Regions from separate parts of the Mus musculus genome. Here regions 1, 2, 4, 5 and 6 are each linked to region 3. A link is a loop called in an ENCODE intact Hi-C map of the cell type or tissue named here. Cell type or tissue: left cerebral cortex. All regions are shown on one strand.

Evidence for each region. A loop is a pair of places that touch in the nucleus more often than their neighbours do. Peaks named below come from ENCODE experiments on the same cell type or tissue, not always from the same donor. Only the 100,000 strongest peaks of a DNase experiment are listed, where the experiment ranks them.
Region 1: a loop joins it to region 3, with 2.3 times the contacts of the local background. A loop is called at or near these places in 2 of 42 quality-filtered maps.
Region 2: it touches region 3 in a loop (5-fold over the local background); 14 of 42 quality-filtered maps call a loop at or near these places.
Region 4: it touches region 3 in a loop (3-fold over the local background); 7 of 42 quality-filtered maps call a loop at or near these places.
Region 5: it touches region 3 in a loop (4-fold over the local background); 6 of 42 quality-filtered maps call a loop at or near these places.
Region 6: a loop joins it to region 3, with 6 times the contacts of the local background. A loop is called at or near these places in 4 of 42 quality-filtered maps.

What each region holds. Positions count from the first base shown.
Region 1 is chr1:177,049,151-177,053,150 of GRCm38, reverse strand. It overlaps Akt3 (thymoma viral proto-oncogene 3), which reads left to right. Exons shown (of 13, transcript NM_011785.4): 10 at 2,899-3,113. Among named protein-coding and RNA genes, the nearest start is that of Gm15423, 110 kb to the right of the region's middle. In left cerebral cortex, no CTCF peak of the experiment used is centred here; a DNase peak (open chromatin) is centred at 1,546; H3K27ac peaks cover 2,145 bases.
Region 2 is chr1:177,255,724-177,259,723 of GRCm38, reverse strand. It overlaps Gm36904 (a long non-coding RNA gene), which reads right to left and starts at 2,043. Exons shown (of 8, transcript XR_001779550.1): 1 at 1,918-2,043. It also overlaps a transcript of Akt3 not described here. In left cerebral cortex, a CTCF peak has its summit at 2,348; DNase peaks (open chromatin) are centred at 217, 1,077, 1,926 and 2,404; H3K4me3 peaks cover 3,249 bases; H3K27ac peaks cover 2,196 bases.
Region 3 is chr1:177,439,130-177,443,129 of GRCm38, reverse strand. It overlaps Zbtb18 (zinc finger and BTB domain containing 18), which reads right to left and starts at 779. Exons shown (of 2, transcript NM_001355099.1): 1 at 535-779. In left cerebral cortex, CTCF peaks have their summits at 1,241 and 1,548; DNase peaks (open chromatin) are centred at 1,061 and 2,001; H3K4me3 peaks cover 1,636 bases; H3K27ac peaks cover 1,173 bases.
Region 4 is chr1:177,193,857-177,197,856 of GRCm38, reverse strand. The region is part of intron 1 of Akt3 (thymoma viral proto-oncogene 3); the gene reads left to right. Among named protein-coding and RNA genes, the nearest start is that of Akt3, 53 kb to the left of the region's middle. In left cerebral cortex, a CTCF peak has its summit at 2,438 (motif pointing left); DNase peaks (open chromatin) are centred at 2,432 and 3,485; H3K27ac peaks cover 307 bases.
Region 5 is chr1:176,875,762-176,879,761 of GRCm38, reverse strand. Sdccag8 (serologically defined colon cancer antigen 8) reads right to left here. Exons shown (of 18, transcript NM_029756.3): 12 at 1,656-1,772. Among named protein-coding and RNA genes, the nearest start is that of Sdccag8, 63 kb to the right of the region's middle. In left cerebral cortex, CTCF peaks have their summits at 611 (motif pointing left) and 1,853 (motif pointing left); DNase peaks (open chromatin) are centred at 574 and 1,832; H3K27ac peaks cover 445 bases.
Region 6 is chr1:177,570,119-177,574,118 of GRCm38, reverse strand. The region is part of intron 2 of Gm30013 (a long non-coding RNA gene); the gene reads right to left. Among named protein-coding and RNA genes, the nearest start is that of Gm51282, 7.4 kb to the left of the region's middle. In left cerebral cortex, no CTCF peak of the experiment used is centred here; DNase peaks (open chromatin) are centred at 186, 573 and 2,114; H3K27ac peaks cover 2,108 bases.

The sequences.
Region 1 (4,000 bases), 390 kb after region 3:
TAGTAAATTGGTTCATCCAAGTTCACAGTTTACTTTCACAACATAGGTGTGTAGACAGTTTGTTTAGATGTTTGATTTTTCTCCCATCTGTTCTGTCAGGATTATTGATTGAGCAGCAGCCACTGCAGGGCATGCCTTGCTTTCTTATAGCTGCTAGCCTTGGGTGCAAACTGATAAAGGTATGCTTTCACTCTTCCAAGTCCTTCTTGGTAAAGTAAGACTGGAGTGAAATGCCTTTGAAAATTTCTATTATATTAATATGGAAACACTTAATAGATGTTGTCATTCAGAATTACCAGTTACTTAATGTCATCTTTCAAAATTAGTAATTAAGAGCATATTTGTAGATTAAAAATTGGGATTGATGTTGTTGTTTGCTTGTTTGTTTACTTACCAGGCTTTTAAAAATGAGTGCAAGTATTTTCATCAGATGTTACCGAATGTTTGATGTTAATTTACCTGTTTGAATATTAGGGGTTTTTTTGTTTTTGCTTTTGTTTTTGTTTTCTAATGTCTGCGTGTTCTTTCCTGAAGTTTGAGCTGTTTGAGTTGTACTTGATGTGGTCTTTCCCCACTTAGTGGACTGCTTTCGTCCCTTGTATCTGGGAATTTTGTGGAGTGGATAGGCTATCGAACTTTACTAAGGTGAGGATGTAAGTCAGCACTAGATGTCTTCATTCCTGCTTGTGTTTGGAATTTTGGGTAAAGGTCTATATTGCTTTAAGGTAAAAGACACTTAGGTCATTTTCAAGATTACTCTTTTACTGATTTCTTCTCTCAGAGTATGTTCTCATCTGCAGTTACAAACTAATAGTATGATAGATGAAGTTGAATGAGGTAGAATTAGGTTGCCCTATCAGTTTGCCTTTAGACCACTGTCTGTGATACCTTCTCACCTCCACAGTGATCATGAAATTGATGAGCTGGTTTGCTATGGAAAGCCTTCATTAGAAGAAATGGAGAGATTTTTTAACAATTAGGTTAAAAAGCACAAATTTTACTAGAATTTTAGAAAAAGAAGTACTTTGAGTAAGAAAGAAAATTTTTGTCCAAAAAATAATACAAAGGACTTATATTTTAGAATAATGAACTTGATTTTGAAAATTGAGACTGTTTCACAGAACTGCATTTTAAAATCATTCTATATAAGAGAGAAAATAGGTGAATAGTGAACGTGTTTGACATTGTGTGTCTGTGCATATAATGCAACGGTCATTTTTATTTCTACTTCTTGTACATCTCACCTCATAACTTATATAAAATGTTTGTAGTTGATAGAAAAGCCTCTTACGACTGGCTGTGCTTTTACATTCTCAGCAATGCAAAGTCTGCATGTTAGTAACAGAGTGCATTACGTCAGTATTGTTGACCACAAAGAAATACCGCAGACAGTCCAAGTTTCGTCCAAATGTATCTCTCTGTCAGTGACGGTCCACGCGTCAGACGCAAAACTGTCTGTATTGAGGATCAGTGTTTATTGTACAGAGCTAACAAAAATTATTTAGTTTTATCACATAGATTTTCTTACAGTCCAGTTCTGATTTGTAGTTGCCTTTTCTCTTCAGATGAAAACCTTCATTTTATGTACTCCTACCCGTCTGGCTGAAAACCAGGCATTTAAACAAAAATAAAGGATTGCCAGTTTTGCCAGCTGGGGATGAGAACCCGGCTGGTGAAATGTGGGTTCAGAAGGCAGTTAATCCAGCTTTTATGCTTTTTATGGTTTTATGAAAAAAAGAGGTTAAAAACCACATTTGGCTCCTTTTCATGTATGCCACTGTTTTGTTGGTGTTGTAGGAATGCAGTTAAAGATTAGTTAGAGTTTTGTTTTATTATTGGGTAAAATTCTGTATAGGTTAGGTAACTGTCCAGGAAACAATACACCTCACTAATGAGCTATTCAACAGTCAGTGTTACTTTAAAAGGTACAGGCTGTATTTCCTCTAAGAAATGAGAGGGTTCCTTACGCTTCCTGACCCTATTCCTTAGTTTTCTTCTCTTCTCTTTTCGTTTTTTCTTTTTTCTTTTTGTCCCCACTCATATTACTTACTCAGATACAAAAATATGTGAATGCTTTTTCTATTTAAAATTCTCCAAATGTTTCTCTTCCAGAGAATATTTTCTTTACTCACAGTAACTAGATTTGTGATCTTAGGTTACAGAGTATTTTCTTAGGTTCTTGGATGCAATAAAACAATGATTTGATTTGAGTTTTTGAAATTCTCTCCATAATCTTTAAATATTCATGCCTGTCATAGTATTTATAGGTAACTTTAATGTGACTGTCAGAAATATCTAAAAAAATCTACAAAATATTTGATTAATTCAAAATATGAATTTTAATTGATGAAATTCATATGCTAGAACAGGTTTCCTCAAAGCTGAGGAAAGGGTCAAATAAACTGAGGTTTAGTATCAACTCTAATGTAGTTATGTAATTAAAGTAGGATGAGGAATATTCCATCAAGCAAGAATCACATTTGCATTTGAGGGTGTGGTTTAGTGGCAAAACACGTGCATAAGGCCTTGGGTTCTAGTTGCAGCTCCATAGGTTGTCATTGGTGATAGTAAATTTACTTCTTTTGAATAATGCTTTAAAAGTTAATGTACATGGGTTGGACATGGCAGTCCAGAGGCATACAGACAGATCTCTATGAATTCAAAGCCAGGCTAGTCTACATAGCAAGTTCCAGGCCAGTCAAGAATATATAGTAAAGCTAGATGATGATGATAAGAATATATAGTAAAGCTATCTGATGATGACGATGACGACAAGGGGGAGGAGCGAGAGGAGGAGGAGGAAGAAGAAGAGCCAAGACTATAATAGTGAAGTTGCTGCTGCTGCTGCTGCTGTTGTGTTGTTGTAAAAATTTGTCATTTTTCTGGTTTTACTTCTAGGTATTAGAAGATAATGACTATGGCCGAGCCGTGGACTGGTGGGGCTTAGGTGTTGTCATGTATGAAATGATGTGTGGAAGGTTGCCTTTCTACAACCAGGATCATGAGAAACTCTTTGAATTAATACTAATGGAAGACATTAAATTCCCCCGAACACTCTCTTCAGATGCAAAATCATTGCTTTCAGGGCTCTTGATAAAGGATCCAAATAAACGGTAAGCTTCAATGATGGTCCATAAGTTACTGATGAATTGGTTAGAGTGATTTGTGAAATTAATTCAAATATGCCTGATTTCTGGAAGCATTGTATTTGGTATAAACATTTTTCCACTGAGAAACTTGTCTTATTTATGAATGCATAGTACAAAACAGTTTAAAAATTCATCAGCTCTTTTTTAACTTGAAAGTATTATACAAACTTACCATATTAGAGGGTTTTTTTAAATAGAAATTCTTTATTTGTACTATGAAAAAACAATTTTTTCATTATCTTAAATCTTGCTCCTTTGGGATAGGAAGTTCCCTTTTCTCCTTTGAGTCTCTAGGGCTTCCTATTCCTACTGACTCACATCAAAGAAAGAAAAGTCGTTTCCACTCTCCTCCTCCCACTAAACTGTTAACATTCCTATCTTTTGTTATTTAAAATTTAACCTAATACGGATAAAAAATTGATTTTAAAAGCAAGATAACCATAATTTTTTCTTAAAGAAAGCATTTACTGCCCAGTCACTCTATTTTGTTCAGTTTATCAATTCTTAATATACTCACAGGTTACATGTCAAATGTCTTCTGAATACAAAGTACCCCATAATGTCAGAGAGACATATTTTATATATTTTTTTCAATGAGGGGTGGAGGGAAGGATGGAGAAAGGGAGGGAGGGGGAAGGAGAGAAGAAGAGAGGAGAGGAGAGGAGAGGAGAGGAGAGGAGAGGAGAGGAGAGGAGAGGAGAGGGAAATTCTTTCACTCTTTCCCCCTAAGTATCAGAACTTTTTTGAAAGTTCATTAAAATCCAGGCATCTAGAGGATAGACAACTTCATATGTTTTTGATTGTCAAGAATACCTTACCTAATGTTTTGATACAGTGTATTGTGGTTCATG
Region 2 (4,000 bases), 180 kb after region 3:
TAAGATTTGGTAACATAAACTGTAGTTCTCTGGTGAGAGCTCTATAAACCTCTGACGTCTGTCAGCCCAGCCTTAGCCACTGGACCATTAGACCTCCATCATCACCAGTAATTTTCATCTCGATGGAGACCCAGCCAGCTCACTGGTAACTGTGCGGCACACACAGACAGGATACACTATCTCTTGTTCAAACAACAGATCGGGAGAAGAGACACACAACAGAAGAAATGCTACAGGAAGAAGCCCAAGGTACTAAGCAGGTTCTTGCAATGGGAGAAACTAACGGGTTCTTCCCAAAGGCTGGAGCCATTAGAATTAATACCGGTTTGCCAGGTGTTTCTAGAAGCGATGAAACAGTCTCAGAAAAAGTAAACTTTTATGACTTTCTGAGGTACGAGATGTGGCAAGATAAGGGTCATTTTCTAAAAACCAGTCTTTACTGTACTTACAACCATGAACTTCAAAAGCAACATCTTCTTAGTGCCCCCAAGTCCATGAAACCAACCTCCCTCACAAGGTGGTTCTGAGGGACTCGGGATGCCACTGCAACAACCTCAAGCCCACACATGGTGACATCTCCTGGGACTGCCAGATACCTGCCTCGCACTGCCCCCGGGCCCGCCTCGCCCAGGTGAATGTGAGAAGGAGTTTCCTTGCTCTGAGCCCGCACGCCCGCGGCGTCAGGGGCGGTGCGGTGGGTGTGCTGGGGGGAAAGCTGGGCCCCGCCTCGGGTGCCTCGTCCAGGGCCACGCGGCCCGGGGAAGCCCAGAACTTCCCGGCGGGAACGCTGGCCCCGCGGCGCGGACTGCTGGGGAAGGTGTTCTCGCGAGAGGAAGGCGAGGGGCGCGGGTCGCCGCGGGTCTGAGGGGCGCGGGGCAGCCTGGGGGCGAGCGCCCGGCTGGGGCGCGGAGCTGAGGCGGTGAGCTGGACCGGGGCGCGGGGAAGCCGCTCCCGCCAGTCGCGGAGAGCCAGCCCCTGACGTCAGGAGTTTTCCTCAAAGTCAACAACAAGCCCCGCGGCGGCGGCGGCAAGAAGCTTCGGCGGCGGCCCCCGGAGGGAGGAAAGAGGGGGCGGGGAGGCGGCTGCTGGGTCCCTGAGGCGAGGCGAGGCCGCAGTCCGGGGCTCTGCGCGCTCGGCCCAGAGCCTCCGCCCCGTGGCCCAGCGGCTCTCCACGGCCCCCCGCCCGAGCCGTGTTTTCTAGTGATGAATCGAATTTGTAGCCGACATCCGATTCCCAAGTAGAGTCTCCGCCTCCTCCTCCTCCTCCTCCCCGTACCGCCGCCCGCCCTCCTCCTCCTCCCTCCTCCCGCCGCTGCCGCCGCCGCCGCCCGCTCCAGCGCCGCCGCCCGCCCGCCCGGCCGGCTCCCTCCCTCCCTCCCCTGCAGCCCTTCGTCTCCCCTCCCGCCGGCGACACCGGGCTCCAGGGGGCCAGAGGCTCAGCGGGGTGGGGGGGAGGACAGGAGGGGAGGAGGAGGGAGGGGGACCCCCGAGTCGCCCCCTCTCCTCCCCCCGTCCCCCCCTGCTCCATCCTCCGCCACCGCCCGAGCAGCTGCGGGGCCGCCGCCGCCGCCTTTGCAGGTAACAGCCACCGCCCCCAGCTCTCGCCCCCCTCCCCGCCTCGCCCGCACTCCCCGAGGGCCCCGCGGCTCCCTCCCTGCCTCCCCCGGGCGGGGGCGGCGGCGGCGCGGGTGGGTGAGGCGGGGGCGTCTGGGTGTCACCGCGGCCGCCGGGGGCGTGGGCGGGGGGCCGGGGTTCCCCTCCCCGTTCCTCCTGAAGCTTTGGGGCCGTAGGTGTGGAGGCGGAGGCCGGGGGATGCCCCGCGTGGGTGACACGGACATCCCCCTAGCTTTTGGGGGTGGGGGAGCGGCGGCGGTGCGCGGGCGGCCAGGGAGGGGGGTGTTCCTGGCCTAGCGGTACCGTGAGCTGCGCGTCTGGGTTGCCCGGCCCGGCGCCTTTAGGGCTCTTGTTTAGCTCGAGCCGGGTCCCTTCGCCCCGACTCGGTCGGCCGCGCGGCCCGGGGAGGGGGCGGCGGGCCGGGGCGAGGGGCGGGGGGCGGCGGCGAGGTTATGTAACGCGAGCGAGCGGCCGGTGGCGAGTCGGTGTTTGGGTTGGGGGGAGGGGCCGTCTGCGCATGTGGCGGGAGTGCGGGCGAGGATGCACCGGCGTCCCCGGGGTCTCCTTCCTTAGCCAGCTACCTACCCCACCCCACCCCACCGCACCCCGCCGGCGCCCGGGAGAGGACGGTGCTGATGGGGTGCGGGTGTGCGTGTGCGAGGTGGGTAACGTGCAAGTCTGTGTTTTTAATAGTAGTGGGGTTTTGATCCGCTAGGGAGTTGTGTGCTAAGAATAGAAATGTGCGGAAGATGCTGGGTTTGGCTGATCTACTGATGCTGTCGCTGCTGGCGGCGGCGGCGACGGCGGGCGGCTCAGGCTGCAAGTAAACAAACCAGCTTCTTCCTAGTCCACCTCCTCCGCCTCCTGCGCATCGGTCTGCATCAGCCATGATGCTAGTGAGGCCCCTTGGAAGCCCGAAGTTGAAGCTTAAGCTGGTGGCATCCATAGTCCTGATGCTGAGGTGGGGTCGTCCCTTGTTTGAGATTTCCTGGGAATCTACACTTAGGTTAGAGATAACCGAATCTCTCCTTTGGGCCAGTTTTTGAACAGTAGTAGTGTTTACTGTTTATCTTTAGGAAGCAGAAAAAAAATGCTTACCCATAAGTCAAAGCTTGGATTCTCTCAAATGTCTTCATCAGAATAATGTTATGAAAATAAAATTCATTTCTCAAGTGTAATATATTTTGGTTCAAAGCATTGATGGATTGAAATTGATAAAGTTTACAGATAAAAATCCAGCAATAAAATCTCTGTATAGATTAAATTATGGTATTAATAGAATCAACACACTTTTAGCGTTCTGAAAAGGATGTAGAACAAGGACTTCATATGTAATAAAATAACAGTTGTCCCAAATCTTTAATTTAGACATGTCTTCTGTATTTGGTAAAGCAAAGTAATTTTTTGTTAGAACTATAAATTTCCATACAGTCACTGAATTTTATTTATGGTAGGACTCATTCATTATATTAAGTTATATTTGCATTTAGGAAAATGTTGGAAAAGCCAAGAGTGGAAGAGTCTAGTAAAGATGGTTTAGAGCTTGAAGATGAATCTGAATATTCCAGAAGATAGGATGTCTAAAACATGAATTCTTTTTTAAAAAGTATCTTTATAAATTGTTTTCTAGAAACACAATACCAGATACACAGTTAAATTCAAGATGCAGTTCAAGACTGAATTTTGTTCCTTTTGTCAATATAAAATTTTGATTCTGTTTGAAGATAACTTTTTAAAAGCCAGAGATGACCTCAATATCTATATCTTGAGGTTCAAATTTTAAAGTTAGGGAGAACATGTGCTATTTTAATGTTTGTACATTTGCAGTAGCATAGAGGTTATACCTAGTCTAAAGGAGTACTACAAAAAATGAAATTGTTATTCATAGTCATCTTGTCCCCTCTACTGTCTTCTGTAATGATGAGTGATTAATTTTCAACTTAAAATTATTTTTTTCTTTAATCTTGACATTGTTGTTTTGTATTCTATATGGAACAATACTTGAAAATTCTTTGGGCTTTCTATTTTTTGCAATTGTATTTATTATGGTTTTGGAGTAGAGGGTCTCCCTGTGTAATTTAGGCTGCTATGAAACTCACTCTGTAGCCTAGGTTGGCCTGCTAGGGATCCCAGCCTCCTGAATGCTGGGATCACAGGTGTGTGCCACCATTACAGGCTTGTTTGTGTGATTTTTCTTTTTCACCTAAAATATTTTAAATAAAGTTTCATTCACAAAATAAATATTAAGAGGAGGAGTGTGCTTTGGAGGAGTAAGGTTTTTTGACTTCATTCAGAGGATCACTGTCATTAAAGTTTGTACATTTAAAGATCACTGTACATTTAAAGTCTGTTGGTTAAACTTCTGCGACAAATGTTAGCATGGATT
Region 3 (4,000 bases):
CCCGCAGTTCGCGGTGCATAAAGCACTTCAGGGAAAGAGGAAGGGTGAAACCACGGGGAAGAAGGTGCAGGGCAGAGAGCCGGTGCAGCAGGAAAGCACCTTCCACAACGGCCGAGAAAACAGACCCCGGTCGCGGCAACAACAAAAGAAAAGTCGCAAGAAGCGGCGCGGCGACCGCTCCCCCGTCGCCGCCGCCGCGCGCCAGCCCCCGGGGCCTCCCGGCAACCGCAACCCGGGCGCCGCGCCCTCCCCCTCCCCCGGCCCTGCAGCTGCACCGGCCCCGGAGCCGCGGCCGTCCCGGGCGCTGCAGCTGCGGCGGCCCGGCCCCCTCCCCCGCCCGCCCGCCCGCCCTCCGCACCGGGAGGCGCCGCCGCAGCTGCACCGAGTCCGCCCCGCGCCGCAGCTGCACCGGCCGGGGAGCGCGGCCAGGCGAGGCGAGGCGAGCCCGCACCGCCTGCCCTCCGCCACACTAACTAACTCCGCCCGGCGGGAGCCCACGGTCGGCAGCGGGGCAGGGCGGGCGCGGGGACTCACACGGAGCGGCCCGAGTCGCCGCGTCCCCGCCGCGTCCTCCTCCTCCTCCTCCTCTGCCGCCGCCGCCGCCGCTGGACTTGTGGGCGTCCTCCGCCGGCCCCCGCCCGCCCGCCGGCCCCGGCCCGGGCCCCGCGCGCCCCCGCCGCCCCCCGCCCGCGCTGGCAGCCTGAGGCGCGCGGCCGAGCCACAGGGCCCCACTCTTTCAACGGCTCCCCATGGCAGCAGCCCAGCGGCGGCCGCAGCCTGCCAGACGCACGGGCGGGAGCGGGCGGGCGGGCGGGCGAGCGCGGCGCCGGGCCGGGGGGCGGGGCGGGCGGGGCGCGGGCGGGGGGCGGACGACGCACACGCACGCACGCGGCGGCGCGGCCCAGATGTGGCCCCGCCCGACCGGGCCGCCCCTTGCCGGCCGCTCAGCGATTGAGCGAAAGCGGCGGGCCCCGGTCTCTGGCCCGCCCCCGGCCTCGGTGGCGCCCAGTAGAAGCGCGGTGTTCCGGGAGGGCGGAGAAGCGGCGGGACTGACGGGGCAGCTCGACCAATAGGAGTGGCGGTCAGGAGCTGCCGCTTGCGCGCGCCAATCGCAGACGGCGACTGTTGGGTGGGCGTGGTCTTCTCGGGGAGGGGCGGAGCTCGCGGACCGCGGCGGCGGCGGCGGCGGCAGTAGCGGCGGCAGTGGCTCCCCTCTGGGTGACTTGGCCGTGAGAAAGTGAAAGGAGCCCGCAGGCGGCGGCGACAGCTGCGCGGGGAGGGGCCTGCTTCCCGGCTGGAGACAAGCGCGCTCTGGGGGTGTGGAGCGAGCGAGTCCGCGTGCACCGCGACGGCCATAAGTATACTTTTTCTCGGGGCAGGTGTCCCGGGGAGGCCGAGCGCGCGGGGCCGCAGCTGGCCAGGGCCAGCCTGGGGCCGCTGGGTCTGGCCCTCCTGCGGTGCTCGCCCAGGCCCCGTTCTCCTCAGGGACGCGCCGCCTCCGGCCTGCCGAGTCGGTCGCCAGGTGCATGCGAGCTACAAGCTCCTAGCGGCTGTGAGAGGCGCCTTTCCCCGGCGTCCTCTGTTCAAGTTGCAGCTGCGTTTCTTTTCACGATCCCCGCGTCCCGTCTGTACTCTCCGTGACAAGCAAAGACACTGCCCCGAGACCAGTCTTAGACCTTTCCAGTGAGATTGATACTTGTAGACGCTTTAGTCTGTTCCTTAATTGGTGCGTAAGGAGCCACGGCTTTGTAAGGAAGGGAGAGACCTTATTTTGTGTTGCACCTCTCTCCCTTCAGATAAACTTCTTCCTTACCTGTTCTTTGTGCCTAACCAGCAAAGAGGAAATGTAGAAAATTTCTGCCCTCAAGATAATGGAAGGCAAGAATAACACACAAGTAAAAAGTTGAGTAACAAGCAGGGGAGAGAATGATTCAAGACAATAAGAAAAGTGCATAGCGAGGAAGTCAACACACTAGTAATTGTCTAAATGAAATGTGTTTACTGTTTGCTATGTGAACGCTGACTGGCAAGCCTGGTTGCTAACCAACTCACCAGGAAACCTTGCAGCTGAGCAAAATCTGCTTTCTCTTTCTTCCAGGACAAACTAGTAAAGAAGTTGAAAGTAATTGTGTGGGCAAATCAGACATATTGAATTGCTAATGAACACACATACTACGCCAAGTTCCCAAAACTTTGATATTCTGTTGGAAACAGTAATGGTTTCTACTCTTTCCTCAAATCTCTTAAATCCTCATGATGGATGGGGGCGGGGGGGGGGGGGGAGGGCGGGGGGGGGAGGGCGGGCCTCAGGGGCATCCTCAGATTCAACCCGAATTTCTTACCCCCCCCCCCCCCGTGCTTCCCAGAAGAAAGACCCACTCTCAATTTGTTTAGACATTTTGGGAGTTTACAGGTGGTGTTTGTTGTAGTTTGATTTGGCTGTTTGAGACAGGGTCTCTGCATTAGATGGTCCTTACTGTTCTGGAACTCACATGTAGACTAAGCTGGCCTTGAACTCACACAGATCTGCCAGCCTCTGCCTCCCAAGGGCTGGGATTAAAGGCTTGAGCCACCTCATGTGCCTACCAGTATTCTAGATGAATGAAATACTTAAAAAAAAAAAAAAAAGAAAGAAAAAGAAAGAAACATAAAAAGAAATCTATATGTTTCATGGAGAATTCAAGAGGATAAAAGGAAAAAGATGTTTATATTTATAAAGCCATGTTTCACCAATTAAAAGCTAACAATAAGGGGTTAACAAACCTCTTGATAAATAGATATAAAGTACCTGCTAATGTCAGGATATCAAATCATAAATTTGTAAGAAAACTGGGATTCAGATTATCCATCAAAACTTAGACTCAGTTTTATGGCATCCAGAACGAAATCACAGCTCTAACAACGGTTTTACACAGTGTACCTGCTAGCAGAGCTAACAGTCCCAGAGACAGACAGAAGACACTGGTGGGTCGAAAGTCATAAATATGGCTTGCTCTATTTTGGGGCTGTTTTCCCTGTGAGCCATAACTAGTATCCATTTTGAGAACAGAAAAGTATGTCCAGGATATACAGATTAAATGAATATTTAAGGAAGCCAGTCTGTCACCTCTCACTGCTATGAGAGTTATATCCAAGGTCCCTGGTGCAATTGTATTTTCTCTCCTCCCTCCCCCACCCCAACTTCATTTAAACTCTACCTTTGGTTCCAGTTGGAAAATCAACATACAAACACAAACAATAAAGTATGATTGGTATCAGAGGTGCTGTATACAGAAGGGCTACTATTTCTATTCTCCATCCACTGGATCCAAGGAAGATAGAAGTCAGAGTGCAAATAACTCCCCTTGAGTATGTCTCTGGCCAGAGGTCTGCCCACTCCTATACAGCAGTTTAAACAAGGAGACTTGACAGAGTTCATTGTTGCTTTAAAGCTAATGAACTACTCTCAATGCCCACCTCACACACAATGAAAACAAATTCGGGGAAAACAAAAATCCCACCAATACTAACCTATTGGAGAAACTACTCCGTTGCTTTCTCTTTGAAAGAATGCCATTGCTGCACGGTTCTAATCCACACAAGCTTTCCTGGGAGCCCTGAAATCTAAAAATAAAGTGATACAAGAGATTTCTTGCTAAAGAAAAAGTCTTCCATTTTCATTACATAAAGAGTCAAAAGTGACAGTTTTAACAGAGTCAATGTTGATTTGATGAGTAGCTCCATAAACCCAGTGACTGGTGAATCGCAAGTCAGAGCACTGAAAAACCATTGCTGATTCTATTACAGGTAACGGAATCATGGTGAAAGTACATTTTAAATATTGTGTTTATAAAGGCAACAATGCCATGTATAGTTGGAACATTTACTAAAAAAGTAGAATTAGAAGCAAACAATAACCCAAAGTGTGAGATTTGTAACGACTATTATAGGTATCAAGGTGTGACTAGAATTTAATCTGATTAATAACTTTAAGGTAAGAGCTTCCTATACCGCCTAGGCT
Region 4 (4,000 bases), 250 kb after region 3:
TTCAGTTACAGTAAAGCATCAGCAGTAGTCACTTAGTGATACAATTTGTAAAGTTCAGATCATCAATTAATATCTGAGAACTCAGTTTTAAATATAGCAGAATTCTCTGATGTAATAGATTATCAGTTCAAAAATTAACTTTGGAGACTTATTCTGGAGCTGAAGACTTTAAATAATTTTAAAATGATAAGATTGATAATGATAAGAATCTTCTGAGACAAAAATCTTGAACAGGCTTGTTTATTTTGCAGAACTTAACAAGTATTTAAATAGAGCAAAATAGAACTATAGAGCTACAGTAGCTTTCATTATCAAGCTATAAGTTGGATCATTTTTTTCCCTTAAAGTATGGCATTTTTTCCTTTTGCATGGCTAACAGGTGGCATTAAATGAAGAATGGGAGATGACTTTTATTCATTAACATAGTTTAATTTTGAGTTAGTTTTGAAATTTATAAGTCTTGAATGAACTTATGCCTGAAAAATAAGGATTTGAAAAATAAAAAGGGTTTGAGATCAAGTGTGCTTGACTGCCTTACTAATAGGTGGAGAAGTCCATTTTCTTCCCATGGAGCTTTATACATCCTGTCACATAGAAACAGTTTGTCACATGTGTTTGTAGCCAGTTTTAGACAGATCATTGATTATATATCATTCAGGCATAAAAGATAATTCTGACATCCTTCTTTGTTCCTTAAATACCTTGCCTCTATAAAATGGCATATATATTAGCTTGATCAGATCATTATAAACAAGTGCCAAGGAGGCAATTAAAATTTAGTAAACTCACTGTCTATGATTTCATTTTAATATTTGTGGTTGACATGAAAAGTTTTAAGAACAGATGATCCACAGTCTAGTTTGAGAATAAATGATTATTTTTCCCTCTAGGAATGAAAGATTGATTTGAATAAACATATTGTAGGTTTATCCATTTCACATGATTCAAATGCATGCCAGAATATCTCAAAATTCAGATTTGTTATGAAGATACTAAATATTCTTTAGAAATATAGGAGTAAAATATAGGAGTGACTAATTGATTTTATTCATTTCTAGTTGCCAGGTAATCTGAGATAAAATGTTTGATTTTATAAAAATTTCTTAGGGTTGTAATTTTTTCTTTTTCTCTTCCTTCTTTTGAGAGAGGGTGTTACTGTGCAGCCCTGGCTGACTTGGAACTTGCTTTGTAGACCACATTGGTCTTGTATTCATAGAGATAAACATGTCTGCCTCCTAAGCGCTGACATTAAAGACATGCATCACCACATCCGTCTGTAGACCTAGTTTCTTAAGGAACAGTTTTGAGATTTGTATTAAAGTCAGTAGTTGAGTCAACAAGAGAGACTCCAGGATAAAGAAATTAAAATTCTCCTAACTTTTGCTTTAACAAAAGAATACTTACTAGTTTCTTAAAATGCTTTCATAATGTATTCTTTTAAGGATTTTAATATTGTTTTCCAAAGTAGATGAAATATCTTTAAGCTAACTGATACCTCTTCCTAGGTAGCATTTAGTTTTTAATTGTGTATCAGGCAGAGCTGTATGCTTAGCATGAAAAATTGTATTTAAGTGGTTACGTTGAATCAGAGTATTTTTCCTTTGGTTGTCCTATATTTTATAGGTTCATCCAAATGTGGTGTTTATGTCAGAAGTTCACTTTTAGGGCAGAATGGTGGTATGTACATGTACTGTTTGTTGTTGTTATTCATTCATTCATTCATTCATTCATTCATGTCTTAGATTTACATGAAAAGTTATTTATTTAGCTTGAATATTTGAAGTTTCTTTTTTCAAGTAGAGAGTTCTATGACAGTCTTTACTTTGTTAATCCCACACAAGCTGTCATTCCTTTACCTTTGTGTTTGCACTGCATGACTAAGATGCATGTTAGCGTGTCCTGTATTTGGGAGATAATATCCTATTCCTTAGCTTCTTTAAGATGTTCTTTGTTTTTTTTTAAACTTGAAGTGTGTTTGTGTTTCTTTTCCTTTTTCCTCTCTTTCCCTTTTCATTTCATTTAGGTTTCGTGTTTGTTAGTGATATTTATACATGTCTTTCATTGATCCAGGAAATTCTTTGCTACTAACACTTCTGATGTATTCTTTCTGATATTGTATAACGAGGCAATTAAAAACTTGGGAAAAAATCTTTTGTGTATATACTTTACAATTTATGACTTAATGTTGTTGTTGATGATATTTTTATGCTTCTTTAGTTTTTCTCTTTTTTCTGGTTGTTTGATGTGGTACTAGAGTTCTCTGTCAATTCTTTACATGTGTTTTTGAGTTCTCAATTGTTGTTGTCTTTCATATTGCTTACTTATTTGATTTGTGTGTTTTGGGGGACACAGTTTACATGAGCAATTCAGAGGACAAATTTTGGTTAGTAAGAGGATCTGTTCTCTCCTGCCACCTTGTGGGTCCTAAGGATCAGACTCAGGTTTTCAGCCCTGTTCCAAAGTGCCTGTACCTGCTGAGCTGTGTTGTCAGACCTCATGTTATTTACAGTTTTCTCTTTTACTGATGAAAACTCCAAGTTAGATCTTTAGCTTCATTAACATAAGATAAGCACACTCATGTTTAGCTTATACTCTGTCTGATGACTGTGACCCTCTGAAATCTTTGAAAGTGCACTGTTTTCATGGTTTGTTATTTCTGTTTCTCATCTTGCTTCTGGGGTCCTGGCTCCTAAGGTACCAGTTTTAAATGCTGCTGATTCTTGTTACTCATTTATCAGTGTTGTAAAAACTCCACATGCATGCTGAAGCATTGCTTCTAGAAGGAATTTCAGGGGACAGGTTCCTTCAGATTTCTTTTTATGTTTTTGTCAGTTGATCATATATAACATTACTACCTGTTTGTTTCCTTTTAAAGACTCCTTATTTAGTAAGTATTATTTTCATGACATTGAATTTATAGCCACCAATACTTTAAAGTCATGACTGAATGAAGCTTTTTTTAAACATGTATTTTATAACAGCTTTCTTGCACAGAGAAACATTTTTATTACTTAAACTTGTATTTGTGGGGACTCTTTTAGACAATTAAGTCACTGAGAGAAAGCAAAACTGTGAAGAGTGTGGCACTAACCATACTTCACAACAGCATTGGTTATAGTAAATAAATGAAAGCAAGCCTGAGTGATACCTTATCCATCCACATCTGGGAATACAGGGGTTATTATGCTTTCAGAGTATTTGCTTTTTTACATGTAAAAGATGACTCTTAGAACAGCTAGAATGTTACTGAATTTTGGATTATAAAACGTTTTAATGTGTTGATGACTTTGCAAATGCAGAATCCTGGAAAGAAGACTGGCTCTGTGTGCTAGGCATGGTAATAGAAAACCATATGTAGATTTATATGCTTTGAGTTAGGTTACCTCCCCCTTCTCTCCACACTTGGAAAGAAGCTTGATTTTATATCTTTATTATAACTTGAAGGCATTAAAATTCTGGAAACAGAAGCTGAGGGGGTTGGGTAGATTGGGCAGGCATGAGGACTTGAGTTCTATTCTCAAAACTCACATAAAATGCTGTGTGTGATGGTGTTCCCTTGCAATCCAAATGCTGGGTTAGCACACATGGGAATATCTCTGGATCTTGCTTTATTTATGAGCTTCAGGCCAACGAGAGTCCCTTTCTCTCATTGTGTAGGTGGATAGTGTTCCTTAGAATGATTTTCAGGGGTGTTCTCTAACCCTCATATCACATTTGCACATTGACACAGAAACACACACAAACACACACACACACACACACACACACACACACACACAATCCTAGAAGTACTAAAATCCAAGCTCAAGGGTTGATGTCTTTGCTAACTTAAATGATGTGAAATTTATGCTACAAAATCTTGTTTATTTTTTGTTTATTTTTAGCGCCAATAAAATACATTTGTAATACTTGTGTGGGAGTTGGTTTGTCAGAATCATCTTACCTAGCATTTTAAGTTGCTCTTAGTGGACTGTGCCTCTGAACAGCCTACTGAAATACT
Region 5 (4,000 bases), 560 kb after region 3:
GAGCACCTACAAACTCTCCTCACATTCTGTTCCAGGAAAAAACAGGAGCATGCAAACCTCTCCTCACCCTCACAGGTTTACTGCTACAAACTGGGTCCTCCCCGAGGGTACAGCTTCACCGCAACGGCACCACTAAAGATGACCAGAGAAACTTAGTATTTCAGTCCACCAGGGAGCACGGACGCTCTCCTTCAGTTTCAGCCTTTGTAGCATTATGGGCTGATTAAGAAGACAGCATGCTAAAGAAACAGACACTAGAAGGGATTTAATCTAGGTTATTCATTTCCTAAGACACTCACTCTTGTTACTGTAGGGTTTTGCTTTGTTTTTTGTATTGCTAAACATGATAATGTGATTTTAAATCATCCCCAAACTCTTTGCTTCTGTGTTCTATTAGTAGGAAATATTATACTTCTGTAGTTCAGTATAATAACTCAAAAGATATTTAATATTACAGAGTGTGCCAACCTGACTGCAAAACCCTGTAGGATATCAGAAGGAAGAGAGCACTCCACTTGCTTAGGAGTCCTAGGCTTTCAATCCTTGACTGAGGGAACTTTCCATTCTACTATCAGGGACGCCCCCAACTGGACAAAATAAAATCAGTACATGCTAATATGGAAAGATCTTCTAAGATGTAGAACTCATCATAAAGTTGCATCTACTCATATAAAAACTACTTTTGTTCTGGTTGTCTGGGTTTCGGCTGTGATTTGAAGTATTCTGCACAGGGCTTCATTAGCACTTCCATATTTAATACTTTCCCCATTGCATTTATGTCATTTGTCATCAACAGCTGACGGCTTGAAAGGGAAAATATGTTGAAAATATGATAGAAAGCCTTGCTTAGAAATATGTTGTAAAATTATCTGGAGTCACCTACTTCTGAACTGTACGGATATCTCTAAATTATTGATACTGATACCTCAGTCATATTATTTTAATAGAATACACAATCTGCTTTTCTTGGCTGTAAAGAATGCAAACCTTCAATGGCCTATAATGTAACATAAAAATAGAACATCAAAAGTCAATCTGCCAGAACGTTCTCTTTAAAAGCTTTCCCCAGAGTCAATTAAAATTGGAGTATCTATACAATCTCAACAGAGTTATAACATAAAACATCTGTTCAAACTGAAATTGAAGCGAGTAGCATTTTCCCTAACATTTCTAATTTCACTGTATTTAGGCTTCCTGAGCACACAGATTCATGGCTATCGTAGTTAAAACTGGTCCAACTCTGCCAACAATCAATTTGATTGACATATTTACATATCAACTCATCTCATCTTACAAATTTTAAAGTTTCTCATTTAAAATTGGATGCAAGTTGGCATCTTTCAAGAACTTTATGTGCGTATATTTTAGGTTCAAACTGTGCATTAGAACATTTTTTAAAACTTTTTCTAAGTAATAGATACATATCCAAATGTATATTTATGAACTGTCAAATTGGAATTTCATATGCAAGCAGTTGATTCTCACTACTTCATGTCAGGCGTCTATAAATGAAATTCTTTTAATAGTATGAACTGGGTCCTTACATTAGTTAGAAACATTATAAGAGAAATAGTGCCTTAGGGATAAAACCACAGCAACTTCAGAAAACATGTTACTAACAGCTCACAGCTGACTGTGCCAGCGTGCTTCCTTACCTGGACTTTCATTTCAAGATCCTTGTGAGACTTTGCTTTGTATTCTCTGTGTTCCTTTTCCACCTCATCCTTCTCCATTTTGGTTTTATTCAACTGAAAGCGCATTTCTCCACACACCTGTTAGATTGTAAAAACAGATCAGTAGCCTCTGGAATCAGCAGAGAAATATCTACAATTAGATCCTTTGGTGCCCCCTAGAGGACACACAGATAAAGTACACCAAAACTTTTCTAAGACTTGAATATGGTTTAAGATTTTGGAGGCAGTATAAGGAAGCATTGAGAAATGGCTAGCGATGTTTGCCACCAAGTTTGATTACCTGAGTTAATCTAAAGGTCATGCCTGGAATGAGGAAACTTATTCCTTCAAGTTGTCTTTTTAGTTGCATGAATGCCACAATGTACATTCATTACCCTCTCAAAATCAATCAAAATCTATAAAATAATGCAATGTATAACTAAGGAATAGAAGTTAATTTTCAGGATTATATTATATAAAACAGTTTCAAATGAATATTTTCAACGAAAGGCACTATCATCTGAAATCACGCAAGCTAAAATCAGTAATTAAAACAGTTAAAGTCTGTTATTATTCACACAGATGGTCATTCTCTCTATATTATAAAATATCTTTTAAAAAACTTCAGCTAAGATTTTAAGAAAATTTTTGTGAGGACAGTTTTTGCTAATAAACTATATTGTTGCTGTTCAGGTGTACAATACCAGCATTTATTATAAACCATACAGCCAGCATTAACCACACTGTTGTAGGTATGCAATGTGACCTAAATACCATAAAATAACTTCTGGTAAAAGTCATATGCTGGCTTTAAGCATGCTCTACAATTATAACTGTAGCAGTCTACATAAGAGGAAATATACATTAGAAGTGAAATAACTGTGATATTATTAAATAATATATATAACACCTTTAAAATGCTGCAAACTATTCTGTATGTAATTTACTTTTCTTTAGTCCAGGTCACTCACACGGAGAAACATATTTGAGAAATAGAATTATCAGGAAAATCTAAATAAAGAAACGATGAGCCTTTGCTATAACTGAGAACCTGTAGAAAGTTGAGTTACATCACAACGCTTTCTCTGACTTTCAGATCTGCCTTTTAATGGTTGCATGTTATCTAATGGTTATTCCTGCCTGAAACTTTTCAATTTGGCATTTCTTAAAAAATGAGTTTTAGAAGCTTTGAAAAGTTTTGTTGTTCTTGAGTATTAAACTATAGTAAAGTATGTAACCTACATGCCTCCCTTTGCTCAGATAAAAAGCTCTCTAGAAACAATAAAGGCAGCAGAGTTCCAAAGCTCTGACAAGACAGAAACACAGCCAACAATGCTGCTCCATGGGCATCAGAAATGCTCGCACCATACACAAGTCTATCTGTAATGCATGAGAGTTGATTCTTCCATTCAAAACACTATAAACTTAAAATGCTAAATAACCTGTTCCAAACTGTTTAGCTTCAATAGGTGGACAGATGAATTGGACAACCCTCAATTTATAACATCAGAAAAATAACAATTTCTCAATGATGAAAAACAGAGACTTTATCTAAATGTACTCCATGAGAAATGTCTGAGTCGAGTCCTCTAAAAATCACCTCATTCTTTAATTTTAACTCTCACTTTCTTAGTCCTTTCAGCTCATTGCTTACTGTATTCATCTACAACAAACCTCGAAAGTAAGTCTAGGCATTCTACTGAGGCGGAATTATCATCTGAGGACTGGAGGTTTTCTCAAAGTCACTTAGTCTAATGTGTCACTCTCTGAAGTCTGAGTCCTGTTGGGCAGCTGTGGAGACAAACTCATTTTTTCCATCACTACACTTCATTAAAAGGTGTCTCCTATAAGGAATCACAAACAAGTACCATGGCTTCCATCCCCAAACCTGTGTGTCCATTCTTCTACAGACCCATCTGCATCCCTGTCTCCAGACAAACAGACAGATGGAAGTAAATGGAGAATTAGAGAGAGAAGAGAAACAGCTCCTTTTGTAAATTGTATAAGTAGAAATTAATGTAAAGGCTAAAAAAATTATGATTAATTAATTTAAAACAACAATAGAATAAAATGTATTAAAATTTAAGGAGATATATTATTGTATTATAATATTACCTATAAATTTAGTGATAATGAATTGATTTCATTTATATATGATGTTTGGAAATATTTGCTTTCTTACTGGTCAAGGGACTTACTTGAAATCCAGACAAACTAGTATTTCTTAAAATAAATCAATTAAAACCACTATATGTTTTAGTTCTCACTTCACTGGTCAGAGAGGCCCAAGGCACGAATATATAACTTAATCAATAAAATAAGAATAT
Region 6 (4,000 bases), 130 kb before region 3:
TCCACATTATACTTTTTCGTAAACATCTTATCTCATCCAACCCAACATAGCTCCTAATTCTTTATATAACCATGAAACTCAACACTCCACCTTCGTTGGATGGGTCCTTCTCAAACTTGCTCTATATTACAACAACATTAATTGCTATTTTATGCTCATCCACAGACAGACATCTTCACAACTTCTTGGTAACTTACAAGTGCACTGGTTGACAGCATCCTCAATTAGCAGAGTCATTTCCATATCCTGGACATATACATTGATCAGAAAAGATGACAATTTATTTTTAGACAGACGCAGCCTGCATAATTTAAATATATTTCCCATTTGGCAAAAATGGTGTTGTAGCTAATGTATGTTCAATATTTCCAAAAACATTGGTACTTTCCCATAAATATCTTCCATATTTTTTTTCAGTGAGTAATAAAAAAGGTTGAGGTGGGATGTGTTTTAGCCCACCACATTATATCACTCCTATTTTTCCTCTTTGTTGGATGGCAATCAGGGGCCCCGATGCCAAGCTTTGGAAGCAACAGCATCTGGCTCCTTGGCAGAACCCGCAGGCAGACTTGTTGCCAGCCTCTAAGCTGTGTCTGGGTCTGTTGCAGGGTTTGGCTGCAGATGGGCGCTCTGGGTTGCCTCGTGCTTCTGGAAGCCAGTCCTGGCGTTCCTTTTATTCTGAGGACTTTACTCATTTTTATTCATTTGTGAAGAAGGGCCCATCCAAATGTTTTATGAAACCAACACAGGAGAACATTAATGGATCAAGTTTTGCCTTTGAAGAGGCAGAGGTCAGTGTGCGTTTAGGCAGGAGACACCACACGCTGAAGACAAGTCCACGCGTGGGCGAGCATCGTCCCTTGAGCTTCTTTCGATTCCACAGAGCTCTGAAGGAGGATGGATTTGTATTCCTGTCCCTCCCTCCTTCCCTCCCTCCCTCCCTCCCTCCCTCGATCCCTCCCTCCCTTAGGATGGGGCTGCGTGCTTACTGGAAAAACAGAACCGGGGAGCTCAGCCATCCTCAGATGGAGAAAGCCTCCTGTTTCTTTTGTGGTTTTAATGGAACCAGACCCCGAGGACACAAGGACCATGGCGGAGGTCCTCTGTGCTCTGCTCTCTTCTACTGTGTTATTGTTCACCTGAGTATGGAACTACACTATGACAAGAAAAAACGGTGCACATTAAGTCTTAATTTAGTCTGAGCTAAGCACATACATGGAAGATGGAGCACTCTACTAGCTTTTGCCAAGACTGTGGCCTCTAGGGCAAGAGTTTCCGGGTTTCTTAGAATTTTGAAATGCTCTCTCCAGCTTGATGGTGCAGTCCTGTGATACCAGGAATTGGGGAGCAGACGAATGTTAGGGAGTTCAAGGCCACCCCGGGCAACATAGCACACTAGATTCCATCTCATAAAAACAACAAAACCCAAAGACACCCAAATCATAGCACCCCACCAACAAAAGAAAGAAACACTCCTAGTACCATCCATGCTACTTATCACCCAGATCCACTAAAACCAAACCAAAATAAAACAAAAAAATCCAACAAACAACAACAGCAACAAAAACCTCCAAGTCTGCTTGAGGCAGAATTAAGAGCACTAGCTGCTCTTGCAGAGGACCTGGGGTCAATTCCCAGTGTGTACAAGGTGGCTCACAACCATCTGTAACTCCAGTCCCAGAGCATCTGATGCATTCTTTTGGCCTCTGTGAGCACATGGTACACAGATATGCATGCAAACAAATCACCATACCCATAAAATGAAGGAAAAAAAGCAACAAATCTCTGATTTGCACATACACAATACCACTATTTTAATTAACATATATTTTACTCTTGTTCTGAAGATGTAAACATTTTGTGGTGTCTCCTGAGTGTGTTCCTCTCATTGACTTTTTTATCGGTAGCTTATGATTGAATACCTGCTATTTTGTCAAACACCAAGTCCTGCTCTCGTGGTGTTTATTTTCTATTAGAGGAAGGATGCTATGAAATTGACTCCCGAGATCACTGTAGACGGAAAGAGTGCTATTAGGAAAATAAAACTGTAACATGCAGAACATTGTAGTGGAGGTGGAGAGCCATTCAAGACGGATTTGGGCCCACTTCTGGGCATCTATCCAAAGGAAATAAAATTACTATCTCAAAGAAAGCTGCAGAAGCTGAGGAGATGGCTTGGTTGAGAGCGCTGGCTAGTCTTGCAGAGGACTCAGTTCAGATCTCAGAAACTATACTGGAAGGCCTGTAACTCCAGTCATGGGGGATCTGACACTCTCTTCTGGACTCTTCTGGCACCTGCACATACATGTGCAAACACGCGCGCGCGCGCGCGCACACACACACACACACACACACACACACACACAGAGTAACGTGTAAGGTGACGTATATGTCAATCAGCTTGTTGATAGAATCTCTTAAGTGTATCCAAACATCATGGTAAACATCTTTAATATGTGAACTTTTTTTTGTTTTGTGTGACTGTGTGTGTGTCCATGCATGCATATGTATGATCATGTGTATGCATGCAGAGGCCAGAGAAGGGTATCAGGTGTCTTCCTCTGTCACTCTCTGCCTTACTCTCCTATACCAGAAGCTTGTTCATTTAGAAAGGTTGACTGGCCAGCAAGCTCCCAGCATCTACTGTCTCCATCCCCCAACACTAGGGTAATAGTCTGTATGTGACTATCCATGGCTTTTTTATGGGAGTGCTAGGGATTCAAACTTGGGTTCTTATGCTTGTGTACAGCAGAGATTGTTTAAGGAAGTGGAATTGGATCTAAGAGCACATCAGCAGACAGGAGTCAGCCAGTGCTCTTCAAGGGCAGTGGAACTGCAAGAGGAAAAAGCGAGGTACGGTATCAATGAAGAACGACCCTGGCACAGCTGAGGTCCAGAAGGGCAGGGCGTAATAATCCTGCTGGGTGTCAGACAGGGTCTTACTCACTGAGAGCAGGTTTGTGAGTCATGGAGCATATTCTAGCAGCAACGGGAAGCCATTGGTGCTTCTCAGTAGCAGAATGGCATGGTTAGTTCCTGAGTTTGAAAGGTCACTTTGGCTACAATGTAGAGGAAGAAAAGACACAGAGAAGTAGTGAAGTTACATACAATGATCCAAGTCCAAAAGATGCTATCCATTAATAATGTTTCTGCTGGGTAAAACACACACACACACACACACACACACACACACACACACACACACACACACACGCGCGCGCGCACATGCATGCACACGCGCACATGCATGCGCACGCACACACACACACACACACACGGATGCACATGCTTTTGGAATAATCTCTCGTACTTAATAGGTCAAACATGGGGTTTGAGGAGACATGCAACCTCCTTGCACCATGAAACCAAAGAGGAGAAAAGCATTATGTTTTCATTTGCCTTCAAGCAGGACAAGATTAAGTTAAGCCTAGGTATGGCAGTGTATTCCTATGATCCCAGTACTCTGAGAGGTAGAAACAGGAGGAGAAGGAGGAGGAGGAGGAGGAGGAGGAGGAGGAGGAAAGAGGAAGAAACAAGCAACCAAAAGGATATAGTCAGCAGGGTGTGATGGCACCCTGAATCTCAGGACTCAGGAGGCAGAGGCTGTGGGTCTCCGAGTTAGAGGCCAGCCTGGTCTACACAAAGAGCTCTAGACTACATAGGGAGAGCTTGTCTTAATATTTTAAATTTTTCATTCCAGCTAGGTGCTGGTGGCACACGTCTTTAATCCCAGTATTTGGGAGGCTGGGGCAGGTGGATCTCTGAGTTTGAGGCCAGCCTGGTCTACAGAGTGAGTTCCAGGACAGCCAGGGCTATACAGAGAAACCCTGCCTCAAAAACAAAACAAAACAAAACACATTCATTTATATATCAAAATTTATATGACAAGAAAATGAATCCACTAATCTGGGGTTGGGGGGCATTGAAAACACAGCCTGGCAGATTGCTCAGAAAACAGGAGCAATTCAGGCAGAGGTGGCTAGGCAGAGGTATCTGGAAT